Linked DNA regions of Homo sapiens: region 1 is linked to region 2. A link is an interaction called in ENCODE POLR2A ChIA-PET data of the cell type or tissue named here. Cell type or tissue: B cell. All regions are shown on one strand. Links, peaks and the distances in the headings refer to the core of each region. The heading gives the core; the rest is flanking DNA.

Region 1 (5,374 bases), core at 261-5,260, 55 kb before region 2:
GAGGCCGAGGCAGGAGAATCGCTTGAACCCGGGAGACCGAGGTTGCAGTGAGCCGAGATCACACCACTGCACTCCAGCCTGGGCGATAGAGTGAGACTCTGTCTCGAACAAACAAACAAAAAAACCAAAAAAACACTATAAACTATAAACTAAGTTTCTCCCAAAGTTAGTTCAGCCTACACCCAGGAATGAACATGGAAAGCTTGGAGGTTAGAAGCAAGATGGAATCAATTAAGTTAGATCTCTTTCACTGTCTCAGCCATAATTTTGCAGAGGTGGTTTCACTCCCAGTTCTCTGCCCCAGGACTTGTCCTGGAGCTACTCCTTTCTCCTGTTTAAGTTGTTTATCCCCATGCTAGGTTAAATCAGCCAAGGCTCTACTCATCAGCCTGAATAGGGCAGCCAGGCCAGCAGAAGGAACACAATCTTCCCTAAAAGTTCAGTGGAAAGTTGTGCAGACGCGTGCTTCCATTTGTCATTGTCGTTGTTTCTCCTACTTTGTAGGTTACCTAGTGAGAGGCAGTTTTCCCCAACAGTTATCATTAAACAGGTGGCTTTCTCATGTCAACTACACATTTGCCCTTGAACTTGGCCAACAACTCACCTAGTTTGATTATTTTATTTTACAAAAGAAAAGTCAAAAAGTGTTCAAAAGAGAAGAAAAGGAGAAGAAGAAGAAAGAGGAGGGGAGATGAAAAGAAGTAAGATAAGGAAAAGTGAGAGGGGAGAGAAAAAGAACACGATTGAACATTTTCTGTGCAGCAAGGGAAGCGCCACCAGCCGTTAAAGAGGTCGTTAAAGACAGTCTGTTCATTTTCCCTGCACATTCTGGGGATCCCAAAATAAGATCCATGGGAGATGACATTACACTTTTCCAAAACACCTTTCTGAGAACACCTCCCACAATGTGTCAAAACAAATGAAATTCTACATCTCTGCTTATAAATATTTTCCCCCAGCAACAAATGAAAGCTGTGATTCTACAGATACCTCGTGGCTTCCTGTTCCTTAGAAGGGGTGTAGAGGCAGAGACATTTGCGGCAGCATCATTTTTATACTATGAGTGAGCACACATTTACATAATTCCATTCAAAAATAACTGATTGAATATACATAGTATTATATAAATATGTATCAATACCTATGAGAACTAAATTAAGAGAAGCTAGTCAGAACCAGGCAGTGTGTGGGAGCCCCCTCAATTCCTGCAGCAGGGTTGGGCTGCCTGACTTTGGGGAACAGATGCTATTTGAGTACCGGGGCATTATTCACCTAGAACTGCCCTGTGTCCGTCCCTGATCCCATAGCACGGTGGATAAATAAAATCTGTGCTCATGCATTAGATCAGCATGAATTACCACTGAAAATACATATAAGATGCAGGAATTGCATCTTTATTTCCAAACATATTTGTTATGAAAGACTCAGAGATTGGGGAAACCAGGGGAAAATGTTAGCATTTCTTAGGAAGGTTTCGAGTTGCATCTGCTACTTGAATACTTAAACTGAGCGAGTGGCCTTAAAGATATTAATAAATACCTATTGAAACGCAACGAATTTGGGAGAGAAGAAGACATCCTATGAATTTATTTATTTCTGAATCTTCACTGAAGGAAAAATTAAAACTATTTTTTATTAGTCAGCTCTGGTTCCCATAAGAACGTGCCACAGCATGGGTGGTGTAAACAGCAGAAATGTATTTTCTTTCAGCTCTCCTCTTCCTAGCTTGCAAGATGGGGGCCTCTTCTCTACGTCCTCATGTGGCCCTTCCTCTGTGCACAGGAATTCCTGGTGTCCCTGCCTCTTCTTTTTGTTTTAGAGACAAGGTCTCTGTCACACAGGCTGGAGTGCAATGGCAAAATCATAGCTCACTGCTGCCTCGACCTCCTAAACTCTAGTGATCCTCTCACTTCAATCAGTCTCCCAAGTAGCTGGGAGAAAAATTAACCGGGTTAATTTTTCTTCCTAATTTTTTGTAAAGATGGAGATCTTGCTATGTTGTTCAGGCTGTTCTCCACCTCCTGGGCTCAAGCTAGCCTCCCCACTCCGGCCTTTCAAAGTGCTGGGATTACAGGCGTACGCCACTGCACCCATCTCTTCCTCTTCTTACAAGGACACCAATCAGTCTTATAGGATTAAGAACACACCCTTGTGACCTCATTTAACCTTAACTACCTCCCTAAAGGCGCTATCTCCAAACACAGCCACATTGAGGGCTAGAGGTTCAATGTATGAATTTTGGTAGGGGGGTAAATATCCTCCAAAGTCCAGTGGCACGATCTTGGCTCACTGCAACCTCCACCTCCCAGGTTCAAGCGATTCTGCTCAGCCTCCCCAGTAGCTGGGACTACAGTCACCTGCCAATGCGCCCAGCTAATTTTTTGTATTTTTAGTAGAGACGGGGTTTCACCATATTGGCCAGGTTGGTCGCAAACTCTAGACCTCAGACGTTCCGCCCACCTCGGCCCCACAAAGTGCTGGGATTACAGGTATGAGCCACTGCACCCCGCCCAAAGTTCTTTTGAAGTGGCTTCTTTGTGTGGGGTAAATACCCAGGGTTCATCATCTCACACCAAGAAAATTTAGCACATGGACACATTTGAGGAGTTTAGGAGTGGAGGTTTAATAGGCAAAGTAAAGAGAAAGGAGAACAGCTCTCTCTCTAGTGAAAGAGATGAGCTTCTGAAAGGGAAAGACCAGCTGGTGGTAGATGCCCCGGATTTTATAGGCAGGCTTGAGGAGGCGGTATCTGATTTACTTAGGGCCCACAGATAGGTTCGATCAGGTGTAACGTTTACATAGTGCAGGGAAGGCTGGCCGCCCCACCCTAATCTTATTATGCGAATGAACTTTCCACACGACCGGCACCATCTTGTTTGCTCCTTACTGTACACAAGGCTGGCAGAGACAGAAGGGAAGCTGGGGCCATCATTTTGAACATGATTGGTACACCTGCCGGCATCTATGTCTGCAGCTCGATTTTATAGGTTGCTGTTTGTTAGAAAATGATTTGGGGGCTGCTTTTCATTAAAAAGGGAAACCTTACCGAGGACTCCTGTACCTTCACTAACTGCCTAAGTAATTTCTTCTTAACTCCTATATCACTTTCAAGTTGAATGCCGTGGCTCAGGCCTATAATCCCAGCACTTTGGGAGGCCCACGTGGGCAGATTGCTTGAGCTCAGGAGTTCAAGACCAGCTTAGGCAAACATAGCAAAACATTGTCTCTACTATTTTTTTTTTTAAGATGGAGTCTTACTCTGTCACCTAGGCTGGAGTGCAGTGGCGTGACCTTGGCTCACTGCAACCTCTGCCTCCTAGGTTCAAGCGATTCTCCTGCCTCAGCCTTCTGAGTAGCTGGAGTTACAGGTGCCCACCACCACGTCTGGCTAATTTTTGTATTGTTAGTAGAGACAGGGTTTCACCTTGTTGGCCAGGCTGGTCTCGAACTCCTGACCTCAAGTGATCCGCCTGCCTCAGTCCCACAAAATGTTGGGATTATAGGCGTGAGCCACCGTGCCTGACCATCTCTACTTTTGTAAGAAAAGAAGGAAACAAAGTGCTTTTAACTAAAAAGATTGACTATTTCAAATATCTACCAGAGCTAAAATATAGAAACAGACATAGGTTTAGAAATATTGAAGTTGAGGATGATAAGCACAGAATGACTAATGCATGTGCTGCTCTTCTCCTTGTAGGGGGTGGTTGGGGACAGTTTTTATTTGCTTTGTTCCCCTACCTCTCCACCCCCGTCCCCATTACTCTATATGGACCCTTTTAACTTCTCAAAACCAAAGTTCATTCATTCTAGGCTATAAGTGCTCTAAGAACAGAGAGCATTTCTTTCTTTCTTCTTTTTTCTTTTTTTCTTTTCCCTTTTTTTTTTTTTAATACTAGGAAGAGCCAACATCGAAGCATCAGAAAGCAAGGTTGCTATGAATGCTTGGCAGCCATAAGCCAGTAAAGAGGGCATTTCTGTTTAATTCCGTGTAGAGTCAGGCACATATGAGCAGCTCAATAAACACCTGCTGGAAGAATGAATGGTTCCATTCCTTATAAACATGGAATTGGAAAGAGTAAGTTAGGAGAAGGGCCTCAGCAAGTGGAGGCCAGGCTGAGATGGGCCCTTCTCTCATTCTTCCTAGTCCCCTACCTTCCTGACAGCCAAGGATCTAAACTCTGTAGACCTGCCATCGTGGCCTCAGGAGAGGGGACATGAAGCCCCAAGTCAAGTCTCTGAGTATCACATGCTTGGAGAATGTTGACCCATGGATTGAGAGAAAGTACAACCCAGCTACCCTTCGGTTCCCATGGCCACACACCCAAGAATTGCCAGGGTCCAGGTCAAGGGAGAAGGTAATTATGCCAGAGGTCACAAGTGACAACCAACAAGTATTTACTGAGTGCCTGCTCTTTGGTCAGTCAATAAATATTTATTAATTACATATTTTGCATCAAATACAGTACCTGGCACTGCAGATGCAAAAGATGAATAAGATGCTCTTGCTCTCTAGGGATGAATATGTGGGTGCCAAGGGGAGATGCAGAGCCCACTGCACTACTGCATCAGGCTTCTGCTTAGCCCTGACAAGCTCATGTCATGACTGGCAGTTCCTCAGTGTCTGTAAGTAAAGGCCTATCCTGTGTGTGTTCCCTTGAGCAAAACAAAAAGTTTTCCATTTAAACTCTATTTTGCCAGCCATGATGGATCACACCTGTAATCCCAACACTTTGGGAAGCCAAGTTGGGTGGATCGTTTGAACTTAGGAGTTTGAGACCAGCCTGGGCAACACAGCAAGAACCCATGTCTATAAAAAAATGTAAAACTAAAATTTAGCCAGGTGTAGTGATGCATGCCTGTGGTCCCAGCCACATAGGAGGCTGAAGTGAGAGAATCTCTTGAGCCCAGCAGGTCGAGGCTGCAGTGAGCCATGATCATGCCACTGCACTCCAGCCTGGGCAACAGAGTGAGACACTGTCTCCAAAAATTAAAAATAAAAATAAAATTAAAATCATCCTTTAAAAGGTGGTAGAGGCCAGGCACGGTGGCTCACGCCTGTAATCCCAACACTTTGGGAGGCCAAGGCAGGCGGATCACCTGAGGTCGGGAGTTCGAGACCACCCTGACCAACATGGAGAAACTCCGTCTCTACTAAAAATACAAAATTAGTCGGGCGTGGTGGCATGTGCCTGTAATCACAGCTATTCAGGAGGCTGAGGCAGGAGAATCACTTGAACCCGGGAGGAGGCGGTTGCGGTGAGCTGAGATAGCGCTATTGCACTCCAGCCTGGGCAACAAGAGTGAAACTCCGTCTCAAATAAATAAATAAATAAATAAATGGTGGTAGAATTGCTGGAACCCAGGAGTCGGAGGC
Region 2 (5,374 bases), core at 254-5,253:
TTCACTCACATGCCTGGTGCTTGATGCAGGCTATCAATTGAGACCTTAGCTGGGGCTCCTGGCCAGAACACAGACACACAGCCTCTTCGTGTATCCTGGGCTCTCTCGTGACATGATGGCTGAGCTCCAAGGGCAAATGTCCGAACAGAAAAAGAGCCAAGAACAAGCCATATCACCTTTTATGACCTGGTCTCAGAAGCCACCTGGTGTTACTTCCTCTACTATCTATTCATCAAGGAAGTCCCAAAGGTCCTCCCAAGTTCACAGTAAGAGGAAATAAACTCCAACTCTTTTTTTTTTTTCTTTTTTCAGACAGCGTCTCACTCTGTTGCCCAGGCTAGAGTATAGGGGCATGATCTCGGCTCACTGCAACCTCTACCTCCTGGGTTCAAACCATTCTCCTGCCTCTGCCTCCCGAGTAGCTGAGATTACAGGCGTCCGTCCTCATGCCCAGCTAAGTTTTGTATTTTTTTAGTAGAGATGGAGTTTCACCATGTCGTCCAGGCTGGGCTCGAACTCCTGACTTCAGGCGATCCACCAGCCTTGGCCTCCCAAAGTGCTGGGACTGCAGGCATGAGCCACTGCACCCAGCCGAACTCTTGATGAGGGAGTAGCAAGGTTCTGGCAATGTGGGACCAGAGATATTACTGTACTAACCGTGTGTTTTACTTTTTGTATCTTGATGCTTTGAGATCTGGGGCCTTGCTGACTCTGAAGGGACTACTCCTCCCAGGATTAGCCAATTCCTAGAGACAATAAACAAGCTCAAGTTCTAACTCCTTAGGATAGAATTCAAGACCCCCTCCAATTAGGCCTCAGTCTAACTTCCTACCTTCCCTCTCTCTAGCCCCTCTACAAACTGCTCCAACGGTTTAGCCAATTTCCTGTTCTCCAAAGACACCTCGCAATTACTCTTTACTGGATCTCTTGCTCACCTTTCAAAGTCCAACCTGAGCCCTGGCTCCTCCGTGTTCCTCCATGCTCCTCCGTGAAGCCATTCCCATTCATAGGGATGCATGTCCTTTCTGAATCCTGTCTCACAGCATTCATCCTCTGTACCAGTCCCTTTATTGCTTGGTTATACAACAGATCTACCTATGTTGTTAATTAGATTCTGAAGATTAAAGCTCTAAGGAACTTTAAGAGATTATTTTGTTCAACACCCTTAATTTGAGGCGAGGAAACCAGGCCTGAGCGATTACTGGCCCAAGGTCCCAGCACTCATTAATGGCAGGGGAAGGAATAGAAGCCACAAACCCATTTCTACTTTATTCTCTTTCTTTAACACCAGGTTGCCTCTATTCAGCTATTTTAAATGTGTTAGTCTTGTCCCTGGCAGAGTTTTGAAGCTATATTAGGGCAGGCAAGGACTACATCTTAAGTCGCTTGTATCCTGACAACATCCAGCAATGTCTTAGTAAATCTATGTTGAAACCATAAAAATATTTCTAGGTCTTTCCTTTACCCACTAGGAACCGAAACTTTTCTTTTTCTTTTTTTTCTTTTCTTTTTTTTTTTTGAGAGAGAGTCTCACTCTGAAGTCCAGTGGTACGATCTTGGCTCACTGCAACCCCTGCCTCCGGGGTTCAAGAGATTCTCATGTCTCAGCCTCCCAGGTAGTTGGGACTACAGGCGCACACCACCACACTGGACTAATTTTTGTATTTTTAGTAGAGACAGGGTTTCACCATGTTGGCCAGGCCAGTCTCAAATTCCTGGCCTCAGGTGATCTGCCTGCCTTGGCCTCCCAAATTGCTGGGATTACAGGCATGAGCCACGGCACCCAGTGTTGAAATTTTTCTTTCTTTTTTTTTTTTTTTTTTTTTTTTTGAGATGGAGTCTCGCTCTTGTCCCCAGGCTGGAGTACAATGGCACGATCTTAGCTCAATGCAACCTCCACTTCCTGGGTTCAAGCGATTCTCCCTGCCCCAGCCTCCCAAGTAGCCAGGACTACAGGTGCCCACCACCATGCCCAGCTAATTTTTTGTATTTTTAGTAGAGACAGGGCTTTGCCACGTTGGCCAGGCTGGTCTCGAACTCCTGACCTCAGGCGATCGCCCACCTTGGCCTCTCAAAGTGCTGGGATTACAGGCGTGAGCCACCATGCCCAGCCGAAATTTTTCTTAAGAATAAAACGTTTTTCTCCTCTTTTAATACAGAATACCTTTCTTATGAGTTTTCTAAAAGTACGTTAAGCAAACCAAAACAAAAGGAGGTGGGTAATGTACCTGAAGAAACTTAGCCAATTCAATTTTTGCAACCTCAGAAGCATGTTCCATTTACTTCTTGGAACTAACTGTGGTCCCACCATAAATTGAACCAGATACACTTGTTCTAATGTTATCTCAACTTTGCAGGCAGATTGTAACCCAGGGTTGGTTTAGTTCATCTATTTCCTAGTCCATTAATCCACTGCTCTTGCTGTCTCAGCCGTGTGGGCATTCTTTCAGTTGGAACATACAGAGGCTGCTTTCTCCTCCAAAAGCTTAAAAGCAACAAAGCAAGAAAGAGAGAAAAAGCAAGAAAGCAAGAAACTGAGAAAAAGCAAGAAAGCAAAAAAGCAAGAAAGGGAAAGCAAGCAAACACAGCTTCTACCTCTTCCCTTATAGAATCAGAGCCCCTTGAGAGTGCCTACAGGATCTACTTAGAAAGGTTATTTTGCAAATGTCCCATTAGCTACGGCATAATACAGCTCTCCTCCAGCAGAAAAGCTCTGCTTTCTGGGAGTCTGTTCCCTCCTCAGCCTAATGGATTCTGTCAGGGGCAGGATGTGGCTTTTGCCATCACGGGCCATAAAACCCAGGAGTAATGGCTGCAGTGATGGCGGCCTCCTGCCGGCCCATCAGCACGGGAGTTTGACGGTGAGGAGGAGAGAAAGGAAAACTGGGAAAAGTTCTGAATGCTCAATAACTTTTCAGAGGTAAGATGAGGGAGAGAGAGACCTAGAGCCATAATTGCAGAAGCCTCTTGCAAAATTTAATTAAAACTTGGGCAGAAACAAACACCAGAAACAAGTGTCATTCATCAACTTAAACCGCCAACTAAGGTAAACACTGCCACAAACTCAGGAAAAGAAAGGGAGGAGAATGGAACGAGGGGTGATCACTCTAGATATCAAGCAAATCAAATTACCCTGAAGGCCCTGCCAGACACATGCATTAATCATTGGTTATCCCAGCTGCACACCTGTATGGAGAGGAGAACTTGGCGTCCTCAAATTGACTCTGGCTGGCAAAGTGGGAAAGCAGAAGGACAGGGTGGCAGGCCAAGGGGAACCCAATCCAGAAGTGGCCACGTGGCACCCACGGCTCTGCACTGGCCAGGTGGAAGAAGGAGGAACCACGTAAGATTCAGGCGAGGGCGTACAATCATCCCCAGCTTTCCAGTCTTGCTTCTTGTTTTCTGGAGCCTATGTAGCTGGACAAACCTGCTGAGCTGCAACGTGAAGCAACTTTCCCCGGGAGGGGGAAGGCTTCAGGGTGAATCCAAGCCAACTCCAGGGATAACAGAGTGGGAAAGCAAGTTGAGCTTTCAAATCCTTTATGTGGCTGGTTTTCTTCTCTCGTGAGATTCAGCATTTAGTAGGAGGGAGACGGGGTAGGGTGGGGTGGGGACAAAGTGAGCCGTTGACTTTGTTTCCTGGGTCACAGGCTTTGTACACCCACAAGTCCCGAGGGCAGGTCACAAGCTGAAATCTTCTTACTCCAGAGAGAGGAGGCTGGAGAGCAGCTCAGCCATCCAGGCTGGGAGCTATTTGCACTTGATGAGCAATTTCAAGTGGGAACCATCAGAGTGTGTGCCTGTGTGAATGCCAGAGTGCATTTAGAGGGAACAAATGATTTATTATCGGGGCCTCAACAAAGTTACATTCGAAAAGGGAGGGAGCCTCTTATTCCCCTCCTTATCATTAAAACCTTAAAGAGGTAGAATCCATTTGGTCTCTTAAGCCAGGCTGGAAGGGAGTCACAGCTAATCAAGCAGCCCGCTCAGCTCCTTCAGCCCTTCTTTGAGTACAACAATATGTATAAACTGGCAAAAGGGACTACAGACTGCTTTGATGTTAAACAAAGAGGAAAACCTCCAAAACACGGTAAAAATTGTATCTCTGTTTAACTCTTCCGCGTCCTTTCTTCAGCACAAATTTAAGACACGTACAGCTAGGCTCCAGGGAGAGGTACATAATGAAAAATTATCATTTCAGATACTTAGATCCAAGTATTTTGTAGCAAGAGAAAATGTCCAGTCTCCTCTTCTGAATTACTTTCTCTGCTTACGTTTTTTTGTTTGTTTTGTTGTTGTTGTTGTTTTTGAGATGGAGTTTCACTCTTGTTACCCAGGCTGGAATGCAGCGGCATGATCTCGGCTCACTGCAACCTCCATCTCCCGGATTCAAGCAATTATCCTGCCTCAGCCTCCCGAGTAGCTGTGATTACAGGCACCTGCCACCAAGCCCGGCTATGATTAAATATTACTTCACTAATAACAAATACTGTGCTCTGGCCAGGTGCAGTGGTTCACACATGTAATCCCAGCACTTCAGAAGGCTGAGGCGGGAGGATCACTTGAGCCCAGGAATTTGAGATCAGCCTGGGCAACACAGTAAGACCCCTGTCTCTACAAAAAATAGAAAAAATTAATTGGGCATGGTGGCGTGCACCTGTCCTCCCAGCCACTTGGAAGGCTGAGGCAGGAGGATCACTTGAGTCCAGGAACTCAGAGACTACAGTGAGCTGTGGTCGTGCCACTGCACTCCAGCATGGGTGAAAGAAGGAGGCCCTATCTCAAAACTAGATAAATAAATAAAATACTGTTTTTTGAGCAGTTTCTGGGGCCTGATACTACAAGAAGAGCTCTACGGTGACCACCTCATTTAATCCTTCAATAACCCTGTGAGATCCATATTGTTGTCTCACCTTAAAACTGGAGGAATAGACGAGCTAAGGGACATGCCTAATATGTCCCAGCCTATGATAGAGAAGTGTTCTTTTTTTACTTGAGACTGAATCTTGCTGTGTCACCCAAGCTAGAGTGCAGTGGCACAATCTTGGCTCACTGCAACTTCTGCCTCCCTGCAACTTCCGCCTCCCAGGTTCAAGCGATTCTCCTGCCTCAGTCTTCCGAGTAGCTGGGATTACAGGCGCACACCACCATGCCCAGCTAATTTTTGTATTTTTAGTAGAGATGGAGTTTCACCATGTTGGTCAAGCTGGTCTTGAACTTCTGACCTCAGGTGATCTGCCCACCTTGGCCTCCCAAAGTGCTGGGATTACAGGCATGAGCCATCACGCCCAGCCTAGAGAAGTATTCTTTTTAAATTTGTAATTCATTTGAAATGGATTTTTTTTTTTTGAGACGGAATTTCGCTCTTGTTGCC

What was found. ChIA-PET counts read pairs that join two places held together with the same protein. Peaks named below come from ENCODE experiments on the same cell type or tissue, not always from the same donor. Only the 100,000 strongest peaks of a DNase experiment are listed, where the experiment ranks them.
Region 1: POLR2A ChIA-PET joins it to region 2 with 7 read pairs; 4 of 35 experiments call an interaction of 5 or more read pairs at or near these places.

What each region holds. Positions count from the first base shown.
Region 1 is chr6:15,031,200-15,036,573 of GRCh38, forward strand. No RefSeq gene overlaps it. Among named protein-coding and RNA genes, the nearest start is that of JARID2-DT, 210 kb to the right of the region's middle. In B cell, for the core only: no CTCF peak of the experiment used is centred there; a DNase peak (open chromatin) is centred at 2,802.
Region 2 is chr6:15,086,590-15,091,963 of GRCh38, forward strand. No RefSeq gene overlaps it. Among named protein-coding and RNA genes, the nearest start is that of JARID2-DT, 160 kb to the right of the region's middle. In B cell, for the core only: no CTCF peak of the experiment used is centred there; no DNase peak of the experiment used is centred there.